2 separate regions of the Homo sapiens genome follow, and region 2 is linked to region 1. A link is a contact called in ENCODE Hi-C or POLR2A ChIA-PET data. All regions are on one chromosome and are shown on one strand. Each heading gives the region's core, a stretch centred on a gene start or an enhancer-like site at or near the end of the contact. The rest is flanking DNA. Distances are from core to core; before and after follow the strand shown. Region 1 overlaps HIP1 (huntingtin interacting protein 1). Region 2 overlaps HIP1 (huntingtin interacting protein 1).

Evidence for each region. Hi-C counts contacts between places; a loop is a spot of excess contacts on that map. ChIA-PET counts read pairs that join two places held with the same protein, here RNA polymerase II (POLR2A). Pooled maps may share reads with other maps.
Region 2: a pooled map shows a loop between it and region 1 (2.7-fold over the local background). The contact joins two enhancer-like sites. A Hi-C loop is called at or near these places in 1 of 50 pooled maps. POLR2A ChIA-PET finds 5 or more read pairs at or near these places in 3 of 52 experiments (B cell, GM12878 and HEK293).

Annotation. Positions count from the first base shown.
Region 1 is chr7:75,661,686-75,665,926 of GRCh38, forward strand. All of the region lies in intron 1 of HIP1 (huntingtin interacting protein 1), which reads right to left. Among named protein-coding and RNA genes, the nearest start is that of HIP1, 75 kb to the right of the region's middle. Within about 2 kb of position 1,251, at least 4 of the 41 ENCODE cell types and tissues checked have a DNase peak (open chromatin) inside an H3K27ac peak, as active enhancers do.
Region 2 is chr7:75,562,885-75,567,559 of GRCh38, forward strand. It overlaps HIP1 (huntingtin interacting protein 1), which reads right to left. Exons shown (of 31, transcript NM_005338.7): 10 at 304-379; 11 at 51-191. Among named protein-coding and RNA genes, the nearest start is that of SPDYE5, 73 kb to the left of the region's middle. Within about 2 kb of position 2,492, at least 8 of the 41 ENCODE cell types and tissues checked have a DNase peak (open chromatin) inside an H3K27ac peak, as active enhancers do.

The sequences.
Region 1 (4,241 bases), core at 1-2,500:
GCAGGGAATGGGGAGCAAAAGGTGCTACAAGTGCTGTTAGGTCCTGATGTCATCTTGGGGGCAGCTACAGCAGAGTAACGCAGGCCTAAGTCCAAATGTGTGCCTTGGAGCCACTGGGGGAGGATGGGCAGTGGGAGGTGGTGAGAGGGATTTCTCTTTGGGAAAGGCTGGTGGTGAAGGGCAGGGAGTCACAGGAAGTTCCCCAAGAGTGTGGAAAAATCCAGAGGAGGCAATCAGGCTTTTAAGGATGGAGAAGATTTGCATATGGTGGGAGGCAGAAGGAACGGAGTGAAGAGGAAGCGCAATGGGAGAGAGATGGATGAGTGGACAGGGTCTCTGAGGAGGGGTGGACTGGAGAGTGGGTGCGTGAGTGAGCCACAAGGGGTGAAGGTGGAGGGGAGGGAGGAGGGGAAGGAGGGGGCGTAGCTGGCGATGTCATGGGGGATGAAATCAGAGATGATGAGGAGGCTCACACTGGAGGGTCTCCACTATTTTTGTTTGTTTGTTTGTTTGTTTGAGACAGGTTCTTGTTCTGTCACCCAGGATGGACCACAGTGGTGCGATCACAGCACATGGCAGCCTGGAACTCCTGGGCTCCAGTAACCCTCCCACCCCAGCCTCCCGAGTAGCTGGGAGTACAGACCTGCACCACCACGCCCAGCTATTTTATTTGGTAAAGATGAGGTCTTGCTATGTTGTCCTAGCTGGTCTCAAACTCCTGGTCTCAAGCAATCCTCCTACCTGGGACTCCCCCAGTGCTCAGACTACAAGTGTGAGCCACCATGCCTGGCTGGAAAGAGGCTTTTATTTATTTTATTTTATTAACTAATTTATTTTTGAGACAGCGTCTCGCTCTGTCGCCCAGGCTGGAGTGCAGTTGCGTGATCTCAGCTCACTGCAACCTCCCTCTCCCAGGTTCAAGTGACTCTCCTGCCTCAACTTCCCTAGAAGCTGGGATTACAGGCACACACTACCATGCCTGGCTAATTTCTGTATTTTTAGTAGAGACGGGATTTCACCATGTTGGTCAGTCTTGTCTCGAACTCCTGACCTCAAATGATCCATCCTCCTCAGCCTCCTGGAGTGAGCCACGGTGCCTGGCCTGGAAAGAGGTTTTTAAAGGTTAGAGGACACGAGGGCCTGTTTTTAAGCTGAGAGGAGGAATAATTATTGAAGATATGAAAGAGAATGGGGACAGGGACAGAGCAAGTTCTCAGAGGACACCAGCACAGGTGGCTAAGATCCGAGCTGCTTCCTGCAGCGTCACCACACCGGCGACCCATGCTGAGGCTTCCTCAATGAAAATCCCCACCTTTTTTCTACATGAACTGCTGCAAGCCACAGTTGCCCATCTGATATTTGCATGCCTGTGAGTTTCAGATGTAACTACAAGAATTTACACTTATCCTAATTACGTTTCATAAACTGTCTTTATGATCATCTGTTCTGGTACAACGACCAAGAAAACATTCAGTGGGTGGTTTGGCAAGTTCTGTTTTGAATCAGCTGTGCACCAGGTGTGTGCCAGGCCAGTAGGAAGATCCCGGACAGCGTCTTTGCTCTCCAGATGTCTGTAGTGTAAGTGGGAAGGAAAACTCAAAGACAGATCATTTAAACAAATATAATGTCCAGACCAGGAGGGGTGGCGTACACCTATAGTCCCAGCTACTCAGGAGGCTGAGGTGGGAGGATCGCTGGAACCTAGGCAGTCAAGGCTGCAGTGAGCTATGATTGCACCACTGCACTCCAGCCTGGGTGACAGAGTGTGTCATCCTGGCGGCACTGCTCCTACCCCTACAGCAGGCGAGGCGGACTGATGTAGGAGGCAGATGGTCAATTCAGGGTGTTTGCCAGGGGACAGGAGCAGATCTGAGTTTTTGATGCATCACTGACCTCTGTGCAGGGACAGCTCTGAGGATGGCCAGGGTGGAGACTGGGATCAGTGAAGAGGGTACTGCCAGTTCTGGGTGTACTAGATGAGTCCTGACCATGAGCAGTGAAAATAGGAAAGAGATGAGAGAACAGAGCCGCCAGGGAGTATTTAGGAGGTAAAACCCAGCAGGAGACGGGAATGGAAGGGAGTGGGAGGGGAGTGGAGTAGTGAGTGATAATTTGACTTCTAGTTTTCTGACTCAGCTAATCAGTAGAGCAACGGTCCTGCTAAGGCAAGATTACAGGGGATCAGAACACAGGGAGGTGTCAGCCTCTAGCAGGGGAACAGCTACCTTCCATTATTTTATGTATGTGTGTATATATATATATACACATATATGTGTATATATATATACACATATATGTGTATATATATACACATATATGTGTATATATATACACATATATGTGTATATATATACACATATATGTGTATATACACATATATGTGTATATACACACACATATACACACATATGTGCATACATACATGTATGCATATATGCACACACATGTGTGTACATACATACATGTATGTGTGTATATTTACATACATATATGTACATACATATATACACACATATACATATGTATATATACATATATTGTGTGTGTATACATACACATACTATATACACACATATATGTATACATACATATATACACACATATATGTATGTATATATGTATGTATATGTATACATACACATGCATATATATGTGTGTATGTATACGTATACATACATATATACACATACATATGTGTATGTATACGTATACATACATATATACACATACATATGTGTGTGTATACATATACATACATATATACACATACATATGTGTGTGTGTATACGTATACACACATATATACACATACATATATATGTATGTGTATGTATACGTATACATACATATATACACATACATATATATGTATGTGTATGTATACGTATACATACATATATATATGTATAGGGAGAGAGAGAGAGAGAGAGAGACAGGCAGACGGACAGACAAAGTCTTGCTCCATTGCTCCATTGCCCAGGCTGGAGTGCAGTAGTACAATCTCGGCTCACTGCAACCTCTGCCTCCCAGGTTCAAGCAATTCTCATGCCTCAGCTTCCTGAGTAGCTGGGATTACAAGCATGCACCACCACGTCCGACTAATTTTTGTATTTTTAGTAGGGTTGGGATTTCACCATATTGGCCAGGCTGGTCTTGAACTCCTGGCCTCAAGTGATCTGCCTGCCTTGGCCTCCCAAAGTGCTGGGATTACGGGCGTGAGCCATCATGCCCAGTCCAGATACTTTCCATTTCAACAGAGGGAAAGAAGAGACTAATTTGGGCTCAAATACACTGAGATGTCTGGTTGGCTGGGTTTGGTGGTTCGCACCTGTAATCCTAGCTCTTTGGGAGGCCAAGGTGTTCGAAACCAGCCTGGGAAATATAGTGAATATAGTGAGACCCTGTTTCTACAAAAAAAATTTAAAAATTAGAAAGGCATGGAGGTGCACACATATAGTCCCAGCTAGTCAGGGGGTTGAGGGAGGAGGATTGTTTGAGGCCAGGAGTTGGAGGCTACAGTGAGCTATGATCAAGCCACTGCACTCCAGCCTGGGTGACAGAGCAAGACCCTATCTCTATAAAAAAATAAGAACAATTAAAACAAAATAAAGGTCTGGCTGCAGGAAGCAGAGGGCATTTCCATCTGATAAATTTGATTTTCTGTGTGAAATTAGGAGGGATGGAGTTGTAGCTTGGAGGGGCAGGAAGGTTTGAGGTAGTATCTGTGGAGAGAACCACGTGGGGCACAAAAGGGCCACTGAGCAGTGTTGAAGGTCCAGTGGGATGTGGAGGCCATCCTGTCTTGTGGCTTTGCTAATGGTATCTTTTCTCATACTAAAGCTTCTCATTTTTCCGTAGTCATTTTTTTTTTTTTGAGACAGTCTCGCTCTGTCGCTCAGGCTGGAGTGCAGTGGTGTGATCTCAGCTTACTGCAACCTCCACCTCCTGGATTCAAGTGATTCTCCTGCCTCAGCCTCCCCAGTAGCTGGGATTGCAGGCATGCCATCACCATGCCTGGCTAATTTTTGTATTTTCAGTAGAGACGGGGTTTTGCTATGTTGGCCAGGCTGGTCTCGAACTCCTGGACTCAAGTGATCCGCCTGCTTCGGCCTCCCAAAGTGCTGGGATTACAGGCATGAGCCACTGCTCCTGGCCTTTCCATAGTCAAATTTATCAACTTTTCCATTATAGCTTGTAGGTTTGTGGTATGCTTTAGGAAGCCTTCCTTTTATATGGCAATG
Region 2 (4,675 bases), core at 1,242-3,741, 98 kb before region 1:
TACTTGCAGGTGAGAGGAAAGGCCAAGTTTCTCTCCCAAGTGGTCCTCACCTGCTGAGAGGCATCCATGTCCATGAGGTCATCCTTCTCTAGGACTGGCTCGCTGTCGGGGGATGAGGCCTCTGCAGGGATCACCACCACAGGGCTGATATGTTCTGACAGGGCTGAGGCTCGCAGGAAGTTGGGTGGGTTCTGAAGACGGAGACACATCCTCAAATAGTGCTTGCTTGCCAGGCCCCGCCGGCCCTTAAGAGAGTACCTGGGGCCTCTGCAGTGCCGAGGGTGTGTGGTTGGGCATGCTTACCTCAGGCAGCTGGGGGATCTGAATGAGCCGCTTGAAGTACTGCAGGTTGCTGGAGCGGTAGAACAGATCTTTCAACCTAGGGGTGGAGAAGGACCTGAGGGGTGCTGGGTGTCTTCATCAGCCCCATGTAGGGGACAGAGCAGCCACCTGGCTTTCCTGCCCCCTCCCCAGCCCAAAGGCACAGGCTGTCAAGGAGATAAACTCCATGGTGCTGGGATTCAATTATGATGCTGCAGAGGATTATTTAAAGCTGGTCCTCAGTGACCTGCTGGTGAGGAAAGAGTAATTCATGCTACAAATCCTTTGGAAGAGTAGATAATCAAAAAGCTAATTTCTTCATTGCTGTAGAACACATGTTGTTATTTTGCAGATTTAACTTCCGAGGAGTGTTTGGTTTAGAGTAACATTAAAAGAAATTGACTTTCTCTGAGGATAAGCCATCTAACCATAGGAAAAGGGAAGGGAATTTTACTACAAAGGTAGCTCTCTTCTTTCATTACTTCTCTTTGTTTTTGGACTATTTGTTCTCTCCACAATTAAGACTATAAGTTCCTGGGAAGTGGGGACTGAGCTCCGCTGAGCTGTTTCCCATAATGCCAGGGACAGGGCAGCCGTTCAATAAACACTTGGAGAATTACAATCGTTTGGTACTATGTCCTAATCTTGGGTGGATATGCACATGAAGAAACCAATATTTTTTTTCTCTCTCTCTCTCTTTTTGTAGAGGCAGGGTCTTGCTCTGTCACCCAGGCTAGAGTGCAGTGGTGCAATCAGAGCTCATTGCAGCCTTGAATTCCTGGGCTCAAGCAGTCTTCTGCCTCAGCCTCCTGAGTAGCTAGAATTACAGGGATGCACCACCATGCCTGGCTAATTTTTAATTTTTTGGTAGAAACAGGCTCTTGCTGTGTTGCCCAGGCTGGTCTCAAACTCCTGGCTTCAAGCAATCCTACTGCCTTGGCCTCCCAAAGTGCTGGGATTACAGGCATGAGCCACCACATCTGGCAAAATCAACATCTTTTTCTCATTCTCAAATCTCTATTTTGAATCTAAACACTGAAGACCAAGAAACCTAAGAGAATCCAGACTTATATATTCTTCATTTTTATTTTGTTTGTTTATTTTTTGAGATGGAGTGTCGCTCTTATTGCCCAGGCTGGAGTGCAATGGCGCGATCTCGGCTCACTGCAAGCTCCACCTTCCAGGTTCAAGGGATTCTCCTGCCTCAGCCTGCTGAGTTGCTGGGATTACAAGCATGTGCCATCATGCCTGGGTAATTTTGTATCTTTAGTAGAGATGGGGTTTCTCCATGTTGGTCAGGCTGGTTTCGAACTCCCGACCTCAGGTGATCCGCCCGTCTCGGCCTCCCAAAATGTTGGGGTTATAGGCGTGAGCCAATGTGCCCTGCCTATTTGTAAATATTTTTTTGAGATTGGGTCTTAGTCTGTCGCCCAGGCTGGAGTATAGTGGCAAAATCATAGCTCACTGCAGCCTTGACCTCCCTGGGCCCAAGGGATCCTCTCACCTCAGCCTCCAAGTAGCTGGGAGTACAGGTGTGTGCCACCACACCTGGCTAATTTTTTGTGTGTTTTTGATAAAGATGGGGTCTCTCTATGTTGTCCAGGCTGGTCTCAAACTCCTGGGCTCAAGCCATCTACCCACCTTGGCCTTCCAAAGTGCTGGGATTATAGGTGAGAGCCACCATGCTTGGCCTGTTTTAATTTTTTTAGAGACAAGGTCTTGCTGTGTCACCCAGGCTGAAGTGCAGTGGAACGATCAAGGCTTGCTGCAATCTCAACCTCCTGGGCTCAAGCGATCCTCCCACCTCAGCCTCCTGAGTAGCTGGAGTTAACTACATCTATTCTGAGATGAAAGGGGTACATGGGCCTTAAATCCTTTGGCCTGCAACAATGAACTTTCTCCAGCTTAGTCCAATAAACGAAACCCCCAGGGTCTCGTTACAGCCTGTCAGATCCCAAGACTTAGGCCTGTCTCTGTCTCTGTGACATCACTGCTGCTTCCCCTGAATTCAAGGACAGTGAGGTCTCAGACAGCAGCCGTGTCTGTGTGGAACAGCAAAGTGGCTACTCAGGGGAGATGTTTTTCTAAGCTAGAAGCAAATGAAAGGAAATGAAATCACCTGACCACACATCCCCATCTTGCTGGTTTGGAGCCAACAGTAACAGGCTCAACTGCTTTCACAAGCTACCGGAATTTGACATTCCAGGAAATCAGCCTCAGGGCCTGTCTCCTTGGACTAAAGAAGCCATTTATCACAGAATATGTACTCGGCTTCTCAAATGGAACAGGGGTACCAGGAGGTGGGTACAACCACACACTTGTCCTTCGCTTGCTCCTGGGGAACCAGGCAGAGAAGCTGAAACTTGGCATTTGGGAGTTATGGTCAAGGGTGAGGAAATTAACAGGAAAAACAAGAGAGTGCACTTTTACACAGCTAAGTCAGGAGGCCCTTCTCAGCCCCCTCTGTCCTCCCAACTCTCACTCTATTATCCTTCCCTTTTGCCTGGTTTCGCCTCCCCTCCCCTCCTTTCCTTTTTTTTTTTTTGGATGGAGTCTTGCTCTGTTGCCCAAGCTGTAGTGCAGTGGCATGATCTCAGCTCATTGCAACCTCTGCCACCTGAGTTCAAGCAATTCTCCTGCCTCAGCCTCCTGAGTAGCTGGGATTACAGGGCTAATTTTTGTATTTACAGTAGAGACAGGGTTTCATCATGTTAGCCAGGCTGCTCTCAAACTCCTGACCTCAAGCGATCCACTTGCTTCGGCCTCCCAAAGTGCTGGGATTACAGGTGTGAGCCACTGCACCCAGCCTAAGTAAAGATCTTTTGTTTTTGTTTTTGTTTTGAGATGGAATCTCATTCTGACGCCCAGGCCTGAGTGCAGTGATGTGATCTTGGCTCACTGCAACCTCCACCTCCTGGGTTCAAGCGATTCTTCTGCCTCAGCCTCCCGAGTAGCTGGGATTACAGGTGTGCACCACCATGCCCTGCTAATTTTTTAGTAGAGACGGGGTTTCACCATGTTGGCCAGGCTGGTCTTGAACTCCTGACCTCAAGTGATCTGCCCACCTCGGCCTCCCAAAGTGCTGGGATTACAGGCATGAGCCACTGCACCCGGCTGGTGTTAGCAACTTTTATTGAGGCGGCAGTGCACAGCCAGCAGCGGAGGTCCTGTTCCTTGCAGCGCAGGGCTACTCCATACGCAGTGAGCCCAGAATAGCAGCTGTTACATTTATACCCACTTTTAATTATATGTAAATTAAGGGGCAGATTATGCAGAAATTTCTAGAAAAAAAGTGGTAAATTCCAGATTGTCAGGTTATTGCCATGGAAAGGGGCGCTAACTTCCGGATGTTGCCATAGCAATGGTAAACTGTCACTGCACACTGGTAGGTGTGTCTTATGCAGAGGTGCTTCCGCCCTTTCCCTGTTTTACTTGTCCTTAATTTGGTCCGATGCCCAAGCCCTGCCTCCAGAGTCCAGTCTCCCATCCCACCTCAGAAGCAGGTCATATTTGTAGGGTATCAACCAAACCTGCTAGTGGATTGGACATGGGGGATGAGGAAAATGGTGACTTCCAGATCTCTGGCCTAAATGGATGATGGCAGTATTTGTTGAGATAGAAAAGAATGGGGAGGGGCTGGGCACAGTGACTCGCGCCGGTAATCCCATCACTTTGGGAGGCAGATCACTTGAGGTCAGGAGTTCCAGACCAGCCCGGCCAACATGGTGAAATCCTGTCTCTACTAAAAATACAAAAATTAGTCGGGCATGGTGGTGGGCGCCTGTAATCCTAGCTACTGAAGAGGCTGAGGCAGGAGAATCACTGGAGATGGGGAGGCTGAGGTTGCAGTAAGCCAAGATCACACCACCGCACTCAAGCCTGGGTGACAGAGCGAGACTCTGTCTCAAAAACAAAAACAAAAACAAACAAACAAAAACAGAATGGAGAGAGAAAGGTTTTTTTTTGTTTTTTTTTTTTGAGAAAACCTAAAGTACAGTTTGAGATTTAAGTATGCTATACAGATGTCAAATTGGGGACAAGAGGCTGGCATTCAGAAGTAAGGTCTGGCTAGAGATGCATATTTAGGGGTTATCAGTCTATAAATGCTATAAGACCAGAACTTAGGGAGACAGAAAAGAGAAGAGGATGAAGTCTGGGGCATAAGCAGGCAACTAATGAATGGATGAAATCTCTTTCTTCTATATGCTTCTATGGGATTTATTAGATAACCAATAGTTACCCTAGCTATAGGTAGATTTGCCTCTGTCTGAGCTATTTTCTGTCACTTTATCACCTTAGAATGAAGATAACCTCAGGTCGGGTGCAGTGGCTCACGCCTGTAATCCCAACACTT